Regions from separate parts of the Homo sapiens genome. Here regions 1, 3 and 4 are each linked to region 2. The links are chromatin contacts, found by Hi-C in ENCODE. All regions are on one chromosome and are shown on one strand. Each heading gives the region's core, a stretch centred on a gene start or an enhancer-like site at or near the end of the contact. The rest is flanking DNA. Distances are from core to core; before and after follow the strand shown.

Evidence for each region. A loop is a pair of places that touch in the nucleus more often than their neighbours do. Pooled maps may share reads with other maps.
Region 1: a loop to region 2 is called in a pooled map, with 2.6 times the contacts of the local background. The contact joins two enhancer-like sites. A Hi-C loop is called at or near these places in 6 of 168 maps with a recorded cell type or tissue (HCT116, IMR-90, MCF 10A and 3 more) and 10 of 50 pooled maps.
Region 3: a pooled map shows a loop between it and region 2 (2.5-fold over the local background). The contact joins the promoter of RRP15 here to the enhancer-like site in region 2. A Hi-C loop is called at or near these places in 3 of 168 maps with a recorded cell type or tissue (HCT116, MCF 10A and endothelial cell of umbilical vein) and 4 of 50 pooled maps.
Region 4: a map of endothelial cell of umbilical vein shows a loop between it and region 2 (12-fold over the local background). The contact joins two enhancer-like sites. A Hi-C loop is called at or near these places in 4 of 168 maps with a recorded cell type or tissue (HCT116, IMR-90, PC-3 and 1 more) and 6 of 50 pooled maps.

The regions. Positions count from the first base shown.
Region 1 is chr1:218,375,501-218,379,874 of GRCh38, forward strand. The region is part of intron 1 of TGFB2 (transforming growth factor beta 2); the gene reads left to right. Among named protein-coding and RNA genes, the nearest start is that of TGFB2-AS1, 32 kb to the left of the region's middle. Within about 2 kb of position 1,916, at least 5 of the 41 ENCODE cell types and tissues checked have a DNase peak (open chromatin) inside an H3K27ac peak, as active enhancers do; they include PC-3 and Panc1, where a contact is called at or near this core.
Region 2 is chr1:219,065,548-219,069,797 of GRCh38, forward strand. No RefSeq gene overlaps it. Among named protein-coding and RNA genes, the nearest start is that of LYPLAL1-DT, 110 kb to the right of the region's middle. RefSeq lists a silencer at 866-1,066. Within about 2 kb of position 1,269, at least 5 of the 41 ENCODE cell types and tissues checked have a DNase peak (open chromatin) inside an H3K27ac peak, as active enhancers do; they include PC-3 and Panc1, where a contact is called at or near this core.
Region 3 is chr1:218,282,501-218,286,674 of GRCh38, forward strand. RRP15 (ribosomal RNA processing 15 homolog) reads left to right here and starts at 2,793. Exons shown (of 5, transcript NM_016052.4): 1 at 2,793-2,955. The coding sequence starts at 2,817. RefSeq lists enhancers at 2,171-2,240, 2,771-3,050.
Region 4 is chr1:219,658,662-219,662,533 of GRCh38, forward strand. No RefSeq gene overlaps it. Among named protein-coding and RNA genes, the nearest start is that of ZC3H11B, 47 kb to the left of the region's middle. RefSeq lists enhancers at 2,426-2,720, 2,667-2,716 and a silencer at 2,513-2,712. Within about 2 kb of position 2,155, at least 4 of the 41 ENCODE cell types and tissues checked have a DNase peak (open chromatin) inside an H3K27ac peak, as active enhancers do.

The DNA.
Region 1 (4,374 bases), core at 666-3,165, 690 kb before region 2:
GAAAAATGTTTTTCACATGGTAGAGGCTGAGTAAATTGTCATTCATTCAATCAATCATTTTAAGGTGATCATTGAAGACTTTAGCATTTTTGCTTTCTTATTCTGAAAACCATAGAAAAACTAGAAATTCTAGCCCATATTTTAAATCTCATGTCAGCATACATTGAGAACAGCGAGTGCTTTTTTTTCAGTCTAGAAAAGAAGAAAAGTGGTACCAATTTCTGTGAGAGGAAGATAATATTGGAGATAGTATTTTAAAATACGGGATATTGAGGGAGGAGGGAGAGCATCAGGAGGAATAGCTAATGGATGCTGGCCTTAATACCTAGGTGATGGGATGATCTGTGCAACAAACCACCATGGCACGTTTACCTATGTAACAAACCTTCACATCCTGCATATGTACCCCTGAACTTAAGAAGTTGAAGAAAAAATATGGGATATCTATAATTTATATTCATAAGTTGAATGTATAGAATCAAAGGGAGGATTGGTGGTTGCCAGGGGCTGTAGCGAAGGGGAAATGAGGAGTTACTAATAAATGGGCCTAAAGTTTCAGTTGAGCAAGATGAATAAGATCTAGAGAGCTGCTGCACAACGTCGTACCCACAGTCAACAATAATAGATTGCACACTTAAAAATGTGGTAAGTGCGTACATCTCCCGTTAAGTGTTCTTACACAATAGAATTTAAAATATTGTTAGAAGTGAATAAGGCAGAATGACATTCTTTATCTTGTTAGGAGGGCTGGAAGCTCAGACCTTGCATGAAAGGACAATGTGTGTTAGTAATGATTTCTACAACCAGGCGGAACATCAGCCACCTCAATTCCTTGTCATTTCACTTTAAGCTCTGCCTGGATGGTTCCTGAAAACCATGACCTACAAAATTTTGTTTTATTCTATTTAATTCAGTTATAATTCACCAAGCATATACTGCCTTAAGAATTTGGTGCCTGAATTATGCAGATGAATAAAAAATGAGATAGGTAGGGATGAGTCCCTCTTGGAAGAGGCATCACCAACAGCTCAGAGAGTACTAGGACCATACAACCTAGGTTTAAGTGGAGGCCTTACTGTTTCCAGTTCCATAGCACCGGGCAAGTTCCCTCTTTAAGCCTCAGTTTCTTATCCCCCACCTAAGTGGGATGAATCCAGATGTGTACCTGACAGCTGATGTGCTCCCAGTAGCTAGTAACATTGCTTTTGCTGTTATGCTTATTCTTTTTATTGTTATTACTATATTATCCCTGCCCTCAAGTAGCTTATAGCCTATTTGTGGAGACCCATTTGTACACACTACCCTGCACAAAGCAGAAAAATTAAAAAACTGCTGAATGACATTTACAAGCAAAGTTCAATCCAAACACATAGGAAGATGGTTGGTTAATGAAACCAGCTTTGTTTGTTTTGAGACACGGTCTTGCTCTGTTGCCCAGGCTGGAGTGCAGTGGTGTAATGATAGCTCACTGCAGCCTTGACCTCCTGGGCTCAAGTGACTCTCCCACCTCAGCCTAGGAGGTTAGCTGGGACTACAGATGATGCCACCACACCTGGCTAATTTAAAAAAAAAAATTTTTATAGAGATGAGGTCTCACTTTGTTGCCCGGGCTGGTCTCAGACTCCTGGGCTCAAGGGATCCTCCTAAAGTGCTGGGATTACAGGCGTGAGCCACTGTGCCCAGCTGAAACCAACTTTTAGGAGAAGCAGTCCCTACCATGCCTAGAACAACGTGTATTTCTTAAGTGCTTAGCCACAGCCTTAAAGTGAAAGGGAAATAGAAAAATCAGCCTCCTCTTTAGCTGGTACAGGACAGAAGCAAAACATAGATATCTATGTTGATAGCATAACTTTTCACATTTTGTAGTATAGTTCATGACATTCTCAGACACTGAAATTCCATTGGAACCCAGTGCTTTACGTGGCTTTGAATATGGTATGTGTGAGTCATGTCTCTTTCAATACAACTGCAATCAATAAAAACCCCAGTAAAATGTGGTTAACCACAAGGGCATCCCTCCCCACCAGCTCCACCCCCAAATCAGCACTATGATTCATTCAATGTAGTCCTCCTCCCCCTAATGTATTTTACATTGGGAGATACTTATGCTTCCTCAGCACAAAAATCAGAAATCCTACTCTTCTGCTGGTCGCCTGCCCCTATGTTGTGCCGTCTTGCCCCACCCCCGACCCCTGGGAAGTCCAGTCGTGGCCTATACCCTGGGTAGCTGTGGCTGGGGAGAAACTCTGCCCAGTTTCATGCAGAAGCAGGACAGATGCTTCCAAAGGATGCAGTCTGAGGTCCCAGAAGACCTTACTGAGAAAAAAGTCTTTTCTTCTTTCTTACTAATATAACCCCAGCATCCATCTTCCTGTGTCTTCCTTAAATTGAATCCTGAGATGAGGCTTCCCATTTGCCACCACCTCCTTCGTTTTAATTCATTACATATATTATAGTGTGTTTGTTTGTTTGTTTGTTTGTTTGTTTGTTTTTGATACAGAGCCTTGCTCTGTTTCCCAGGCTGGAGTGCAGTGGTGCCATCTTGGCTCACTGCAACCGCCGCCTCCCGGGTTCAAGCAATTCTCCTGCCTTAGTCTCCTGAGTAGCTGGGATTACAGGCCCCTGTCACTATGCCTGGCTAATTTTGGATTTATTTATTTATTTATTTATTTATTTATTTATTTATTTAAGATGGAGTCTTGCTCTGTCGCACCAGGCACTCTATGAGTGCAATGGTGCGATCTTAGCTCACTGCAACCTCCGCCTCCCGGGTTCATGTGATTCTCCTGCCTCAGCCTCTCGAGTAGTTGGGATTACAGGCGCCCGCCACTGCGCCCAGGTAATTTTTGCATTTTTAGTAGAGACGGGGTTTCGCCATGTTGGCCAGGCTGGTTTCGAAGTCCTGACCTCAGGTGATCCGCCCGCCTCGGCCTCCCAAAGTGCTGGGATTACAGGCGTGAGCTACTGCACCCGGCCATTTTTTGGGTATTTTTAGTAGAGACGAGGTTTCACCATGTTGGCCAGGCTAGTCTCGAACTTCTGACCTCAAGTGCTCCTCCCCCCTCGGCCTCCCAAAGTGCTGGGATTATAGATGTGAGCCACCGTGCCCAGCCTGTTCATTTTGCTGTTGAGACAGAGTCTCACTCTGCCACCCAGTCTGGGGTGCAGGGACCATAGCTCACTGCAGCCTGGAACTCCTGGCCCCAAAGGATCCTTCCGCCTCAACCTCCTAGAGCGCTGGGATCACAGGGGTGCTACACCACACCCGGCCTGTTTTTTTTTTCTTATACAGAAGGGACCTGAGGAAACAATATGCATTGTGAGTGCACACCAGAGGGATAGAGAAAGGCAGACAAGGAAAGGAGAGGAAAGGCGGGTAATGGAAGAAGAGGTGTGGCAAGGGCAGCAGCCTTCACATTGCTTCCTCGCTGGGTCTGTGGCTATTACCCTCCTGAGCAGCACCTTCTCAGGCCAGCTCGGTCTAGAAAGCTGTCTGCCAGCAGATTCTAGTTGTCATCCCAGCAGTCCTTAAAACATGACCTGCCACCCACAAGGGAAATCTGGTCTCATTAGTACCTTTAATTATAAAAGCAGACCGAGAACACATGGTACATTTTCTTTCTTTCTTTCTTTTTTTTTTTTCTTTTTTAGAGACGGAGTCTCACTCTGTCACCCAGGCTGGAGTGCAGTGGTGCGATCTCGGCTCACTGCAAGCTCCGCCTCCCGGGTTCACGCCATTCTCCTGCCTCAGCCTCCTGAGTAGCTGGGACTACAGGCGCCCGCCACCACACCTGGCTAATTTTTTTGTATTTTTAGTAGAGACAGGGTTTCACCGTGGTTCGCCAGGATGGCCTCGATCTCCTGACCTCATGATCCACCCGCCTTGGCCTCCCAAAGTGCTGGGATTACAGGCGTGAGCCACCGTGCCCGGCCAGTACCTTTTCTTTATTTTTTAATTTTATTTCTTTTTCTTTCTTTCTTTCTTTCTTTTTTTTTTTTTTACTTCTGCGAGCCTGGAACATCTTTTCTTTAATTTGATGCTGTCTTTCTTCCTCTCTAATGCTCAAATCTAGCTTTCATATTTTTTCTCAAGGTTGTCATTTGACAGGAGGTTTTATTTAAAAGTTCTGAGGTTAAATACCTGGAAGATAAGATGAAGCCAGTTGAAAACAGTGTCCTTTTTCTGTTCTCATGCCTGAGAGAAGTTCAGTCAGTCCTGATTTTTCAATCGGGGTAGACCAAAGTTTAAGTCAGCTGGCTGTGATACAATCTTATTTTACCATTTTCTTTCACATGCTTTTAGTTAATGGAGGAAGCTGGGTCTTAAAATATCCAATTGCATTTAACTTCTTTTACTTACTTAAGGAACCAGTT
Region 2 (4,250 bases), core at 19-2,518:
AGAATTCATCAAAAAACATTTAGTGTAATTCTGATGTAATTTAAATTAAATTACATCAGAGTTTCTGTTTCTTTAATTTCATTTTTCTAACACAAGAGGGAAGTGTTCTAAGGCTCTAGATGAAAACACATACTGAATGAAAACCCCTATGAAATTAGGCAGGTATACTTAATTAAAGTTGCCACTTGGCTAATATGTTTTCCATACTCCCACACACTGTAATATCATAAATATTCTTTATGTCCAAAGTGTGCATCTTTGTGAAGAAAATTAATGGGTTCTGAGGAGAAATAAAACAGATGTTATTATTCTTTGGTGTTTTAACCATCTACCCATATCTTCCTCTTAAATGTCTGACAGCACTTTAGTACAGGAAGTCTGATATAAAGGGAATATCTGTGGCTAAAGCTATATACAGATGCTCAAATTATGAAATTAAAACATAAGGACAGTTTTGTTCCCATAATTAAGGTCTGTCCCTCACTTTCCTGCTTAGAAACTGAATTGCTCAAGTTCTGTCTTTTAGGCAGAGTTGTCTACATTCATCACATTTACAGATCCCTGACTGAGAAAAGTTTTAGCGTTACATTCAGCTTTGTTGCAAAAATGTCAGCATTGTCTTGTACTTGGGATGGCTGGTTGTGTGTGATGGCCAAGGTCTGCTCAGGGAAGGGTACTCTTTGTTTGACTGAATCACTTGAGACCATAGAGAAAAGGTGCCCTGGGAATAATCAGAACTGGCTGATCAGAGGAGGAACAGAAATGTGGAGCTGTCCAAAAGAGAGAGGTGGAGAACTAGTTTGAAGTCAAAACCAAGCCAAAAGAACTGATGAGGTTAAGAAACCAGCAGGAAGGTATACTTGAAGTGTAAGCAAGTGATGCTTAAGACTGAAGGTGTGGAATTGGGCTAAAGCTGCCCAAAACAACAGTGATATTTTCTTTGCTTCTCTTGGTGAAAGAGCAGTGTCAAGACTTAAACATTGTATAAGAACCATTTTGCCATTTTAAACAAATCAACACTTGCAAACCATGTCCCTCCCTGCCCTATGATTGCCCCGTGTAAGCTTTTGGTTACAAAAAGCCCTCAGAACAAAAAATGCAGGCCAGTTGTAAAGCCTTCATTCACGAAGGCCCAGCCTCAGGGCTAAATGGGAGAGTTCTGCCAGCCATCAAACTTAACAGCCTTTAAACATGTGCAACATTTCTCTAAGCAAATTGGTTCCTTAATATGGTAAAATGTGCAGCACCCAAGGGGAAATACTGGTGATCTCATTGCCCAAAACTGATGGAGTCACAGCACTGTATTCCTGAAAAGTACTCATATTTTCCACTTTGATAAAATCAGAAGCAAATATGAGAGTCAGTAGGTTTTGACATCCATTGTTCATTCTCACTTAACTTTTCTTCCTATATAGCAGAGCACAGTGGTTTAATTCATAGCTTATGGGATTTTTTTAATATAAACCATTCAAATTTTTTCTATATTAATCAGTGGTTTCTAAAGATCCACAGGGATAAATAAACTCTGCAAGCTGGCAGAGGTTTCTTGTGGCACAACCACTGGTAGTTATAAACAGTAAACAAAACATAGTAACCATTTTAAGCACAAGAGATTGCTGTATCACACAGGGCATAAATCATTAGCTTAATAATTTCAGCAGCAGTGTCTCCAAAGCAAAATTAAGCCAACAGTTCCCCCTGTGGCAATAATGAAGTACTGTAATTGTAAAAGAAAAAAAACAAAACAAGAGAAGGCATGATTATACCTCAGCAATGATTGAAAATCCAAGTTCAATAAATAACTATAGGAATCTCATCTCTGCTGCTCTTTGGAGAGGTGGGAAAGGGCTTGCCTCCAACCCCCATGTCCATTCTTGTAGGCAATTTGACATGCACAAGCGCACTTTCCCTTAAGCCCCCACAATTCACATGTGCTGTAGGTAGGGCATGAAAGTGATGACTTATAACAACTGAGAAGATGACAAATTTCTCTCAGCTGTATAGGCGGACATTATTCAGAGAATTAAAGAGCCGAAAGAGTGCTAGGCCCAAGACAGTCCAATGTTGAGCTGGGCCATAAAACCTGGATACATGTCTTCCTCATGAATTTGCCAAGTGTCAAAGTTCGTTTTTTAAAAACTGGCTAAAAATTTGGTGATTTGGGGTAAGTGCTATGGAACATTATCAGATAAAAGGAGTTCAGGGAGACCATCTTGATTCCTCTGCTGTGTCGAGTCAATACTATAGAATCTTCATTTTTACTCTTTAGTCATCCATTTTATAAAATCAATATAGTCTTATTATTATCTCTCTTTTTAAAAAAAGCTTTGAGTGGACACAGTATCTCTTTGAATTTTCTCAATAATCCTATGTATTTAAAGTAGCATTTTACCTTTTAAAACATACCCTATTTTTGACTACCTATTATGAACACATCTATCTCCTCAGAATGTATTTCATCTAAAAACTCTATGATTTAGTAAAGCAGAAGGTATATTATTTGCACAAAGCTAACTACCAGCTTGATTATCTTATTAGTGGATTGAGGAATGATTTGATTTGATAATACAGGGATACAGATTAAACTAGATTGTGTAGCGTCAGTGCCACTTTTACAGGATGGGCAGACCCCAGGCACCTAAGAAATAATCAACAAATGTCAATTTCCCCATTTCCTTTCTCTCTCTCTTTCTCTCTTTCTCTCTTTCTTTCTTTCTTTCTCTCTTTTTTGACACAGAATTTCACTCTGTTACCCAGGCCAGAGTACAGTGGCGTGATTTCGGCTCACTACAACTTCTGCTGCCTGGGTTTAAGCGATTCTTTTGCCTCAGCCTCCCGAGTAGCTGGGATTATAGATGCCTGCCACCACGCCTGGCTAATTTTTGTAGTTTTAGTAGAGACGGGGTTTTACCCTCTTGGCTAGGCTGGTCTTGAACTCTTGACCTCGTGATCCACCCGCCTTGGCCTCCCAAAGTGCTGGGATTACAAGTGTGAGCCACCTCACCTGGCCAATTTCCCCATTTTCATTGTGCTTTGTTTTTAAGTATGACACTCAGGCAAAATCATCTTAAAGACTCCAATGTCTATGCTTATTAGGTTAAATTGTAGATATATATTTGGATATAAATACTCTCCTTTATTAATCTGAAATAAGAAAATTAGATGGGAAATGGCCTTCTCTGCACCTATAAGAAAAGACTTTTCTCCATGAACAAAATAAATTATTACATCTTTCAGCTCTCTGTAAAAAAAGACACATCTAGCATTATATATAATCACAATGCTATGCATCGTAAGTGTGGCATGGAAGTAATTTTGCAAACAAAGTCATGAATAGTGGATCTAATTTATGGTCAAAGAAAGGTTAAAGCTGCATCCTAAGTAAACATATAAGGGAAATGTGGTTTGTCTTTATTGCTGCTCTTTCCTCCCTTCTCCTTGCCATTTTCTTTCCTTAACTCCTTTTTGCTCCACCTTACCTGTCCAAAATGGTATTTATTAATGTCATCATTCACATTTAAATTTGGTGTCCTCCAAAGTTTCCTCATACTTGTGATCAGGACAAAGCCAACGATAATAGGATATAAGCAGTCATGTGTTGTTTAATGATGGAGAAAATTCTGTGAAACGCATTGTTAGGCGATTTCGTCCTCCTGCAAACATCATAAAGTGTACTTACAGAAACCTAGATTGTATAGCCTGCAACATACTTAGGCTATATGGTATAGCCTATTGCTCTGAGTCTACAAACCTGTATAGCATGTTATTACACTGAATACTTTAGGCAATTGTGACACGATGGTATTTGTGTATCTAAACATAGAAAGGGTACAGTAAAAATACAGTATTATGATCTTATGGGACCATTGTCTTATATGTGGTTAGTCAATGACTGAAATGTCCTTATTTGGTGCAGGACAGTATTTGGATGTTAGGCTTATCAGACATATGATTTGAAATATGTTCTGGCATTCTATGGGTGCAACTAGTAAATTTTGACAAGGATTCAGCTTGGGAGATCCTTTTGACCTGTTAGAGTACAGCATTGGCAATCTATCTTGACTAATTGACTTTAGGTAGATTCATTCTTAGCCTATTCTTCCACTTGGTGCCAATTATATCTTGTATATATTTGTACCTCTGGGTACCTGGAGTGGGGATTTTTATAATCACGATTTTTAAAAATATATATGATATATATATACACACATATAAAATATACATGTATACATATAGCTTATATATACTTT
Region 3 (4,174 bases), core at 1,543-4,042, 780 kb before region 2:
AAAACAGGAAGAAAAAAGGAAATTTTTGTTGCCTATTCTGACTGTATGCTAAGTGATAAAGCACAACCCTCTGAGTGGGCAGTGCAACTCCGTGGTTGAGCAGACTCTGCAGTGGAGTGCTTGGGTCTGAATGTGATTCTGCCATGTACTGGTTGTGTGACGGTCAGCAGTTATTTACCCTGTGCCTCTGTTTCCTCATCTATAAAATGGAAAAAATAATAGTACTTAACTCATTAGCTTATTGTGAAGATTAAATAAGCTAACATAGGTATCTCCAACTTAACAGCAGTAATCAATTTCTGAAAATCAGACTTCTGGATAAAAACCTGGATCCTATTTTATATTATTTTAAAGGAAGAAAAATGTGAATGTGTAACAAATCAGCCATTCCTACCCTCCAGGCAATTTCTTAAATTGCAACTAAACACAAAAAAAATTTCTATATATACGTAAACTCACATTAACATGTTAAATGCACAAAACATCACTTCTTGATCACTAAATAACACTAACATTAATGCAGGAACTTTGTGTTTAATATGCAGGAACATGTTTTCCATTGAACCACTGCAATCATTTTTTTTTAACTTTGCTTCCTTCTCTACAACTTTCTCCAGTGCATTCCCAACTTTATTTGGAACTCCTTGTTCCAATTTACATTTAGCCCTAGGCAAAAGCAAGCATTAGCTATGAAAGACAGCAAAAAAATAGGTTCCAGATCAGGACACAGTGGTAATGAAAGGATCACACTGAGCAGGATGGTGAGAGCTGCTGGGCATCAGCAGCATCCTAAAGGGCACCTCTAAAGTGCACCCCTTTTTATTTTGTCAAGAGTAAGGGTCTCACTTTGTCACCCAGGCTGGAATGCAGTAGTGCAGTCATGGCTCACTGCAGCCTCGAACTCCTGGACTCAAGTGATCCTCCCATCTCAGCCTTGGAGAAGCCAGGATTACAGGCTGGAGCCACCATACCTGCCATCTTGGCTCACTGCAATCTTTGCCCCTCCCCGCCCCTCTGGGTTCAAGCAATTCTCACCTCAGCCTCCTGAGTAGCTGAGTAGCTGGGACTACAGGTGCTCACCACCATGGCTGGCGAATTTTTGTATTTTTAGTGGAGACGGGGTTTCACCATGTCGTCCAGCCTAGTCTCTTAACTCCTGGCCTCAAGAGATCCTCCCGCCTCCGCCTCCCAAGGTGCTGGAAATACAGGCATGAGTCACCACGCCTGGTCAATACCTGCACTTTTTAAAGGTTTAAACTGGAATCTCATCTCTTACCAACTGTATTCAAAATGTCATTTTTTTTCTGCACAATTTTTTGTTGTTGGTGGTGGTGGTGGTAGATTTTGTTTGTTTGTTTTTGAGACAGAGTCTCGCTCTGTCGCCGAGGCTGGAGTGCAGAGTCGCGATCTCCGCTCACTGCAACCTCCGCCTCCAAGGTTCAAGCGATTCTCCTGCTTCAGCCTCCCGAGTAACTGGGACTACAGGCACTCGTCACTGCGTTTGGCTAATTTGTGTATTTTTAGTAGAGATGGGGTTTCACCATGTTGGCCAGGCTGTTCTCAAACTCCTGGACTCAAGCGATCCACTTATCTCAGCCTCCCAAAGTGCTGGGATTACAGGTGTGAGCCACCGCACCCGGCTAGACCCTCTCTCTCTTAAAAGACAAAAAAATTAAAAACCAAGTTTAAAAATGTTGTATTGAGTTTTTAGGATGTGAATATATATTTATTTCCTACATAAACATCTACTGGAATATGTCAAAATGAGGATTCTTGTTTTTGTTTTTGACTTATGGGTATCACAATCTATGAACCTCCTTAAGAGGGGAAAGGGAAAACGCTAAGTTTGGGGAAAGCCTTTAGAACAAGTCTAGCCAGTAAAGGTTTGCTGCATTATCCATCTGAGTCATTAACTTTGTCAATAGTTATATTCTGTCACTCATTCATTGATTCATTCATCCCTTCCAAAAATATTTTTGGAAAATTCACTTCAGGCCAACTTCTGTTGCTAACCTTGAGGGGACATGGTAAATGAAATACGTTCCCCTCCTGCGAGAAGCCAACATTTTAGGGGGGAAAATGAAGGCCGACTGTGGTAGGTGCTTCGATGGAACTAGGAGCTGGTGACAGAGGCTAACTTCAGAGAAAAGCTAGCCCCGGGTGGGAGGCAGGATCCTCGCGCGGATAGCAAGGTATTCGCACCCTCGGTCTGCACTGCGCAGTCGGGCGCCAGAAACCCTCCAGGCCCCAGCCGGGTCCGAGGGAGAAGGGTGCGGTTGGATTCAACACCCGCCCCAGGGAAAGAAGGTGAGTCTATTCGGTTTGCAAGAAAGGTCTCGCGTGTTATCTTGGGCGGGGGGATGATACGATCGTATTCTAATTATCGGCCCCCAGTGGATCTGTCCCGCGTCCTAGCTGCTGCGGCGTTCAGTGGGCACGTAAGAGACACCTGAGGAGGACACTAAACCAACATTAAGGCAGCAGACAAGGGAAGCCGCCGAGGCTAGGAAATCAAAGTGGACCGCGCTGGGCTGGGGACGGGCTGGGGACGCACTGGGGCGGAGGACCAGGGCACAGGCGAGCTAGCGGAGGAGTCGGCTGAGGCCATTCAGCCGCTGATTTTCGTCCTGGAACGGACTTCGCGTAAACACACCGAGCCATTCAGAGCTCTCTCCAAGTCACATTCTGAGGCTCCGGCCCCGGAACTCTGGGCTAGACGACCCCGCCCCGGAACCTTGTGTTACCGGCACTAAATGCAGAAGTTCCTCTGGTTGCCACCGGACGCAACTGTCAGGTGACGCTTCCGGCGCAGAAAAATGGCAGCCGCCGCTCCGGACTCACGTGTGAGTGAGGAAGAAAACCTGAAAAAGACCCCAAAGAAGAAGATGAAAATGGTAACTGGAGCCGTAGCGTCGGTGCTGGAAGACGAGGCCACAGACACTTCTGATAGTGAAGGTAATGTGGTAGGGCTGAGCTTTGGTGTCTGGGAGGAAAGGCGGGGCTGAGTTCGTGTCAAGCAGCGCTTGCGACTTCATTTGCTGCTAGCCACCTGGGTTTTATCTTGGCACCACTTCAGAGGGGCGACTTTGGCTTAGTGAGGAGGCTTGGGGAAGTCGTGTTCAGAGAAGTAACGCTGTCAACTGTAATTTTGAGTTTCCACATTCTTTTACTAGGTATTTTCAGGGTCACCATTATTAATTATAATAAAATGGGTGAAACACCTGCAGCTACCGAGAAACTTACAGTAGCAAAGGGTGAAAGGAAGAGGGTACTTGAAAACAGGAGAAGAATGGGTCTCATAGGGTGTAAGAAGCAAAAGGTTAAAAGAGGTAAGAGGAAGAAGGGGGTGTACTTGACTTTTTGTGCGGTAGATGTGTGCGTGTTTTAGAGACTAAATAATAGTGAATGAAAGAAGAGTTTGGTGGTTAAGGTCGATTAAAAACTGGTAGTGTTTGATAACTATGTCTCTCAGAGACGCTTGATAATAAAAGGAAGGAAGGATGTGTTTTTGAGGCTTTCAACCATGCTGTGTCTGTTGCTCCTCTTTACCATCATTCTTGGCACCAGCTTATTAGGTTACAAGGAATTGCAGGTAATCCCTGACTTCCTACTGCCCAGTTATTGCTCCTTTGTACCAGCTGATACCCAAAAAACAGACAGAGCTATTCTTTTATAACGTATTTCTAATTATGCCCGCTGTCTGTTTGAGATGATCCAGTGGCTTCTCATCTCAGTATATAATATCCAAAATCCTTAGGCTGTATGATTTGGGCCAGGTTGTCTGTCATAGGCCAATATGCCCCTCACAAACCACTAACTGTAATCATGCCATACCGGTATGCTTGTGTTTAACACCTTAAACATGCTCCCACACCATGGTTTCTTCATTTGTTGGCTCCGCTGCCTAGAATAGTTTTCAAATGCTTGGCATGTCTCTCCCTCACCAGCCTCTGATCCAGTGCCTTACCAGAGAGACTTGTCCCTGACTACCCTATGTAACGTACCACCACTACTCTTCTTCCTGCCTTCTTTTCTTCACTTTTTGACTTATTGCCCTGCTTTATTTTTTCTCAACCCTGCCCAAACCATTTGATGTATGTATTTGCTGCTTTCCCAATTGGAATATAAGTTCCATAAAAATAGAGCCTACTGTATCCCCAGTTCCTATTGCCTT
Region 4 (3,872 bases), core at 905-3,404, 590 kb after region 2:
GAATGAAAATAGAGAAAGAAGAAAAGAACTGAACCCTTGAAGGCACAAAGGATTATTTTAATGAGTAGTTAGTGTTTCTGTCCCAGTAATTCTGGAAAGCATCAGTCTTAATCAAAAACTAAGTACATTATTTGACAGCTCTTTGGAAATATAGTTGGGAAGAAAAGAGCTTTTTAGAACCTAAATAACAAAAATAGCTTATTTTTGAATGCCTACTTTTGAATATGTTTACGGACTCTACATATATTTTTCTCAGCCTTCAAACAACTCAATGGCAAGAGGTCTCATTTTATAGATGAAGAATCAAAGATTAAACAATGAATGGAAAAACAGGGTTTCTAACCACATCACATACTATTCCACCACCACCATCATCACCACCCTTTCCCGTGAACACGTTCTCCCAAATGCAACAACGCCTATGTAAGCATAAATATGATTCTGTATGGCTCTGATTCAACTAAGCACTTTGCCACACTGCTGCTGGTTCTCACTAAGTAATGTCACAGAACTATATATTGCACTGCCCTAGCACAGAACTGTTTTTCAGAAGTGACTCAAATAGAAAGTGGCATTAGTATTAACATACAAAAACATTCTTTTTTTGAAACTCAGAATGCTGGATCTAAGAAATGGCCACTTTAAGCTTGCACTAAATCTGAGTTTTGATGCTTAGCACATTCATGCTTAACGATCTGAACAATAAGTAGTGTGTCTTCCAACTGGTGCAGCTCATTCCCAGCAGCCTAGATAAAGCTGGTGGTGAGTATCCAGTCATTAGAGCTGGAAATGGACTCAGCACCTAGCATGAGCCAAATTGTGACTTCATGCAGGGCTATTTCTTTTTTCTTTTCTTTTTTTTTTTTTTTTTTGGTTTGTTTGTTTCTGTAGCTGTTCTGTTGCATTAAAGAGGAAAAAATTAATATGAACATTCAGTTCAACAACTGCCTTTGAGCACCTCTTATTGCAAAAGCCCCATGCAAAGTAGACACTGTGGAGATAAATAGATTTTAAAATATGCCCCCAAGGAAACTATGAAATTGCTGGCACAAATATTTAAGGGAAAATGGGCCACACTGACATTCCAGAATAAAACTGGTGAGCATTTCACTTATTAGGTAAAAGAGAAAACTCTTACTCATATTGAAATAATGTTTTGGTCTTCTTCTGAAACATGATATACTTTCCTATATTTGACAAAACTGACTTATCCACTTATGCCTGCTGTTTAGGGAGCCCCTGCTGAGAACTGAGAAGTTTCTGTCCTGAAGTCACCAGCTGAGAGGGCTGTTGCTAAACTCTCCCCACATTCTGTCTCCCAATGGCGTCATAGTCTTTGAACACAATGTAAACACATGCTTAATTTTAAGATTGGCTTATTATCTACATTCAATATCTCTGTTTATCAGAGCCCCTCTTAGTCTCTACATCTGTCTACTTATTCCAAACCTTAGTACAACCTTGCCCATCACTGAGGATGATAAACGTGACACAGATTGTCATTTTCCTTTTTATTCTAATGAGCAATCTGGCTCTCATTAGGGCCAATTAAATTAGAACATCCCCCCCAAAAAAGAATATTTAACGTTTATTCTGAGAACAAAAGAGAAAATGCAAGTGTAATCTGTCAGTTTATCAGGCAATATTTTTAACTTAATATTAAGAAATTGCTGTGAACTCATAAATAAACCATTAGCAAAAAGAAAACTGCTAATTAAGGTATAATCTAATCTGCTCGTCTCCATTTTGATCATAGGGTAAAAGTTCAATAAACTTTTTGATCGATACACCACAGAGATAGAAGTGAAATAGTCAAGACTTTTAATCAGGTAATTCACACTCCAGGAAGAAGAGAGGAAAAAAACACTTTGCCTCAATTCCCTCAAAATTTTGCACTAAAAATCTTGCTTTGGGGTGACTCAACCTCTCACTTATAATTTTACAAACGGCATAACCTGAGCGCTTAGAGACCATTTAGCCCAATTCCCTCATTTTACAAATGAAGAACAGGAATACAAAGACTAAGGGAGGCCCCTGGGGGCAGCGCTGGGCTGAGAACCAGGTGTCCCGACGTCAGCTCCTCCCACCTCACCTCCCTTACAAAAAAAGGGGGTGAGGAGGATACCCCTGTTGCACACAGGAGGTGGGGCGCTGCTTAACTTTTGTTAGCACCATCCGTGGGGGTGCTTGGGAAGTTTCGCTCCCTATGAGCGTGGTGACGTCATGCGAGCCAGGGGTTTTCCTAAAGGCAGCCTATGGCTCTGGCCAACGGGACCAAATCTCGGAGGGCCAAATTGAGGGAGTGTGAAGTGGGGGATGTGGCTGGAGAAGAGAAGGTGATACTAGGCCAGGACAGCTGCAAAATGACTGACAACGAGAATGAGAATATGGGTTCCTCTCTTGAGTCCCCAGAATTTTTTTCAAGTTCTTCAGCTGCATACATTTGGCTCTCTGGCGCCCTTTGTTTTCTGGCTGATGATCCTTTTATTTTTCCTGTCCTACATTTAAAAGAGAAGGAAAGAAGCGGGGAAGTCGGTTCCAACTACTCCTCGCAGCCAGTCCTCGAGCGCCCTCTGCCGTGTACATGGGAGCTCTTTGTCTTAACCTTGCAAGCGCTTACTCCTGGGTGTTGCTTTCCGCTATCAACAGAAGGTTATGGCGACATCTACAGAAGGTTATGGCGACATCTTTGCTTCTGTCTGCTGCTCAGGAAAAGCTTGGAAAATACAAAATTAGGTTGATAAAATTTGTTTCCTGTAGGAGTGTCTCCTAATTCAAGTGGAATGTCGCTCACCAGTGGGCTTAAATAAACCCTTAATCTTAAACATCCACTTTATCATGAAAATGGCACTATTTATTCCACTGGCAATATCTTGTGTCGAAATCTAAACAGTATTTCTTCTCTAATGGGAGTGAGACAGAAAGTCCTGCCAATCAAGCAGGAAAAAGAAGCCTGCATCAGACAGCAGGCCTCTGTTTCAAGGGATAAAAACCCATATTCATTCACCCAGGACTGCCGCAACTTTAAAAAACAATGTCAAAAGGAAAAGAAGGCATTGTTGCAAAAGAAAGTTCTCTGGTGTTTGTTTCATTCTTTTTTCTCTTATTTTCTTCTCTTAAAGAAAAAAATAAAAGCTGGTATAATTCCTGGTTTGCTTAAAGGCTAATGTATATTTACAGAAGCATCCAAGCCATGAATCGCTTTGAATTGAGTCGCTGTTAGATGTACAATAGGCCTACTGTGTTGCAAAGAGTCTGGCCACTCATCATGACCCCCTATTCAGTCGACCGTCCATTAATCTAAACACAGGCTCTCTCAGAGACATCCAGAAGCCCAACAATGGTTTACATTTTTTGGATGCTACCTTCCGGTTACTGTACCTAAGTGGGGAAATGTTGCTGAGAGATATTCCAATTTGACTCCCAAACGGGTTTTAAGCAAGTTACCATCCACTTGCCCTAAGCACAAAAGAACAGGTTTTCTTTTCCTCTGCCAAGTATCAATTTTTATATCAGATAGACGTCAATTATTGCTAAAAAGCTGATACAATAATAATGGAGCAGCACACAGTGGGCAGAGTCCCACTGCAGTGAAATTGGATAAGGATTTGGTTTGATTATGTAACTTTTTAGAGCAGCATAGTTTCTGCTAATAGCATGATAAATAAACAGCATCTATAGAATGTCTGAAGAATGACAATTTTAAAAAGAAAGAAAAAACAAAGGTGACCCTTGAATGTCTCTGACAACTAATCAATTTCTGACTACCTTTTTAGTCCCTTCCCTTTACCTCACCAACAACTGCATGTCACCAAACAAGGTTTCCCAAAGAATCTCCTTCTTTCCCCTGCTGGATCAGGTGAATCATAGAA